2 separate regions of the Homo sapiens genome follow, and region 1 is linked to region 2. A link is an interaction called in ENCODE POLR2A ChIA-PET data of the cell type or tissue named here. Cell type or tissue: MCF 10A. All regions are shown on one strand.

The links. ChIA-PET counts read pairs that join two places held together with the same protein. Peaks named below come from ENCODE experiments on the same cell type or tissue, not always from the same donor. Only the 100,000 strongest peaks of a DNase experiment are listed, where the experiment ranks them.
Region 1: POLR2A ChIA-PET joins it to region 2 with 5 read pairs; 2 of 35 experiments call an interaction of 5 or more read pairs at or near these places.

What each region holds. Positions count from the first base shown.
Region 1 is chr2:169,513,915-169,516,414 of GRCh38, forward strand. KLHL41 (kelch like family member 41) reads left to right here. Exons shown (of 6, transcript NM_006063.3): 2 at 660-817; 3 at 940-1,047. Among named protein-coding and RNA genes, the nearest start is that of KLHL41, 5.5 kb to the left of the region's middle. In MCF 10A, no CTCF peak of the experiment used is centred here; no DNase peak of the experiment used is centred here.
Region 2 is chr2:169,462,377-169,464,876 of GRCh38, forward strand. No RefSeq gene overlaps it. Among named protein-coding and RNA genes, the nearest start is that of BBS5, 16 kb to the right of the region's middle. In MCF 10A, no CTCF peak of the experiment used is centred here; a DNase peak (open chromatin) is centred at 1,115.

The DNA.
Region 1 (2,500 bases), 52 kb after region 2:
AATGAGCAGTTACTTATTAATATAAATTTTTTAAAAAAGAGAAGAGTATTTCAAGGGACTCCCAACAACACACTAGGAAATTCACTTTAACGCCTGCCTGTATCAGGAATAATAAAGCAAAACACAGAGAACCTAAAATGTTTTTAAAGAAAGAAAAAAAGATATTGCCCAACATCCCAGTTGTTTGTGGACTGAGTGACAGGTCCAGCTGTCCCAGCTGCCGGCATGGGGAGCATGTTAAATATAGCACGCAGGGGTCATTCACATTCTGTGACCCTCCTTGTTATGACAACCTTTCTTTCCCCAGTGTCCTAAAAGTATGAGGATCTCCTGTTTCAAAGCTGAACAAGGCAATATGGGAGAAAATTTGACAAGAAACCTCACAGTTGTAATTAACCTCTGGTGATTCTATTTTATTTTTTCTTTTCTTGAAGCCTTGAAGATTTTGATATCTTTATCTGGTAGGCCAAGTAGATTTACTCATTCTTCTTGGTAATTATGAGCTACAATGTGATACTTTGGGGTTGTAGTTTTATTTACTTGTGAGATATTTGACTATCTCGATGACTTCTAAACAACATATAAAGTATAACTTTTTTTGGTGTACTTCTAATTTTTTTCTAACAGGCTCCACAATCTCTCATATATGTTTTTTTCAGCTCGATAGCATAGCATCTGAATGGGTTGGACTTCCACCTCTGCCTTCAGCCAGGTGTCTCTTCGGTCTGGGAGAGGTGGATGATAAAATCTATGTAGTTGCAGGCAAAGACCTTCAAACAGAGGCTTCGCTGGATTCAGTATTATGCTATGATCCTGTGTAAGTTGGCATGATATTCCTGTTCCCTAAGCATTCAAGTATATGCGTGCCTACAACATATTCATATTTTCAGAACCTGGAATTTACTGAAGGTATATAAATTCTGTCTCGTTTAATTTTAGGGCTGCAAAATGGAACGAAGTAAAAAAACTCCCTATCAAAGTCTATGGCCATAATGTGATTTCACATAAAGGGATGATATATTGTCTAGGAGGAAAGACAGATGACAAGTAAGTACCCTGAACTCTCATGATTTATGTCTAAATGACTTTTTATTAGAAGGGTTTCTTCCTCTTTTCTTTTCTTTTTTTTTTTTTTTGAGATGGAGCTTCACTCTTGTTGCCCAGGCTGGAGTGCAGTGGTGTGATCTCGGCTCACTGCAACCGCCGCCTCCTGGGTTCAAGCGATTCTCCTGTCTCAGCCTCCTGAGTAGCTGGGATTACAGGCATGCTCCACCACGCCTGGCTAATTTTGTATTTTTAGTAGAGACAGGGTTTCTCCATGTTGGTCAGGCTGGTCTTGAACTCCCGACCTCAGGTGATCTGCCCGCTTCAGCCTCCCAAAGTGCTAGGATTATAGGTGTGAGCCACCACGCCCGGTCTCTTCCTCTTTTCCTTTGGATCTGCACACTAAAATGGGACATGGTTCTCACCTATCATATTGTGGAGGGAAAATCTTAAAATTTCAAGTCGCTGAAGTAAACATGTAGATACTCAGCATACTGCTAGGAATGAGCCTAATACCCCAATCATAAGCATCCTTACAGTCCAGGCAGTATCTAGGAGCATAATCAAGTCCTGTATTTCACTGATTTATAATTGTATTTTACTACATTAAAACCAATGGGTTTTCTTATTCATTTAGCCATAAGTAGATAAAAATTGAAAGGTATCTTTAATGTAGTATTTAAAATATATCTTCTAAGACAACTGTGCATAAAAAATATCATGGATTTGTACTTTACATTCATAAGAGGGACTTTAGATAGGTCAGTTTGAAAGAAAAGCGTGGTGATTGAAAAGAGGGAAGTAAAAAAGACAAAATAAAAACAAAAAATTAAGGCAATTATTTCCTCAGCAGTGTTCTTCCACATATTTACTCCCTGACAGAGGTAATATTCAAAATGGCTTCCAACTGTTCAAAACTGAGCTCCCAGTAGCACCCAGTATCTTGTGAGAAAACCAGGATGAGGTTTCATATATAAACCTAACTTGATTTCCAGTCAATTCTTAAGGAACCTGTAATCAGGAAAGAGATGTTATAACCCAGAGAGAGGAGAAGTGAGCTCCGAATGCTTCAGAGACAGTCAAACCAGTATAACCTGTCTAGTAAAATAAGCATTTTCAGTTTAGATGGTGAGAACTAATATTCTGCCCCTGAAAAATCTGCCTGATTTGGCTTGTCATCATTTGCCCAGGCCATTGAATTAATAGTGATGTCCAACCCTGAAAAGGGAGCCAAAATTTAGAATTGTAAGGGCAAAGCAGGAAAGGAGAGTAAAATATAGAAATGTGTTAGATGTCAAGAACTCTATTCTGGAGTTAATGATTATTGGGTATTAGTCAATTTAAATGGTAAATATAGCACAGAAAAGGCGATTTTAAAAAGCAATGGTTTTTAAACATCTACCTGTATTCAAAGATAACATATTCTAAAATTTTTATATCCTCCCTAATCCCAGCT
Region 2 (2,500 bases):
AAAGATTTATTTCTCACAGTTCTAAAGACTGGGAAGTCCAAGTCTGGTGAGGTCTCACTTCCCAGTTTCCAGACAGCCATTTTCTCCTTATACCCTCACATGCTGAGAGAGAAAGCTCTGGTCCCTTCATCACCTTATAACAGCATTAACCCCATCCATGAGGGCTCCATCCCTTGACGCAATTACTTCTCAAAGATCTCACCTCCCAATACCATCACATTAAGGATTAAGATGTCAACATATGAATTTGGTTGGGGGTTCATTTGGGGAACATTTGGTCATAACACCCAGTAACAGAGATTAGCTGAATGAAGAAATAGTTTGAGTATAAACTTACAAAAAAAACTTAGTTCTGGTAATGTGCCTGTTTAAAAATTATAATGTTATGTTCAATTCTGTTGTTTTTCTTCTGTATACAATAAGCTAGAATTGTTACTTCAGTATAGTATGAAATACATAGTATGATTAAATTTTGTAATTTAGCTGTAAAGTGGTGTACTTTTTTTACTGTCACAGGAAGACTGAAATCAAATGGAAACTACCAACCAAAAAAAGAACATCTTATAAGATGATTGGACCAATGAGAAAGAATACTGAATTTAGCATAAAATTATTTCCACTTCACACAGACATTTATGAAGCATCTACTAGGTGGCTGGCACTGTGCTAAGGACTCAAGATTCAAAAATGCATTGCTTAGGGCTGACCATCTAGTGAGAGAACAGATCGTTTCAATACACTGTGATCAGTGCTCCACTAGAAAGGAACAACAGAGCAGGAACCTTGACCTCAAAAAGGAGAATAGTGAAGGGGTAGGGAAACCTAATGAAGGAAATGTCTTTGCTATATTTTAAAAGATTGTTATCCACGTGCAGTGAATAGTTTAGGTGTTTAGGGGATAGAGCCTCAGTTAAAGAATGCTTCAGCTTCCTCTAGGTTCTGAACCAGCTCAGAAGTGGACTCAGCTAGGGATCAAACTAGAGATCAAAATCTCAGCTTTATTATTGTTACCTTTGCATTAATCTAAGAGGAAGGGTGGCTTTGCCAGGAGAGGAGGGAACAGTGATGGGGGAATCCTGTGGTTTTTGGCTCCCTATCACAGTGTGCTTTCTGGAATCTACAGTTATATAAACAGAGGAGTTTGCTAAATATGTTCAAATTACTCATTATTGTTCACTGAGTGAGGCAGCTGCGTCAGCGTCCTTAAAAGACCTATGAGGAGAATATACTTTTAGTTCTCACAAATTGTAATTGGAAAAAAAAACCTTCTTTGTTTTTATTTGAACTTATATCAGAGTCAATTCTAAGTTGTATAATCTATTTGGCACACACTGATTTATGGACACTCATATTTATTATCAAACTTGGTCCTAAAAGCTAAATGGGAGATGTCTGGACTAGCTTCTTATAGAGCATAGAGACCGCACAATCACACAATAAATTTTTTAAAAAGTATTACTGCAGGGTTTATTTTGAAATTTATGTGTGTATATATATATATATACACACACACACACACACACACACACACATACACATACACATACACATACACATACACATGTATATAATACTGATCTCTATCAACCACCATGTAAATTTTTGTGGAGGGCAAGTTAGACCCAAAGGTAATCAAAGCCACAGTAAAGCCACCTCTACTAGATTATCTAAAATTAGGAGCCATGAAATTTAGTCCCTCCTTCTGATTTCTACCTGGGAAGAAACAGTCACACAAAACCTTCATGTTTATAGTAGATTTTACCTAAAGTCTTGTGAGATAAATGGAGTTTACATCACAATCCAACAGGTAATTTAAAACTGAGAATTAGATGCCCATGCCATTGAAATGACCTTCTGCCATGTATTGAAGTTGTCATTTCTATAATACTTTCAAACCTCCCACCAGGTTTCTCAGCGCTCCTCTCCCTTCCCCCAACCCCCTCAAAATGTGAGTATCCTAAAGTTATCTATAAAAGCTGATGGCCTTCCAGAAAGCATTTTTCATGCTATTTATTTTTTATTAGTACACGTAATAACATTACAGCTTACAAAATGGATTTTCTAAGCTTTACTAGTTATGTTATAATCAGTAGATACTAAAAATTCCAAGAAATAAAAAACTTTTTTCTTCTTTCTATAACCTCTCTGATCGCTAAAACTTAACCTGATGGTTAATGTACTGTAAATAGTTACAACATCATCAGATTGTTTTTGTGTTTTGGATTTGCATGAAAGAACAATAATGATGAAACCCATTCCATTCATCATGTTTGTGTTTAATACTGTGAGGAGCTGTACTTTTTATCAGCTCATTGAGCACTGAAGCTCAATTTTAGAGTACAGACCACACTGTCAGACAAAATCATAACCTTTTAAGTGTATTGCTACATACTATTAATGGCATTCTATTAAAATAACTTTGGGCATCAGAGTAGATCAAACTACTTTGCAGGTATGGGCTGAAAATGTTTATAAAATGTTTTATTAAAATGATTAATCA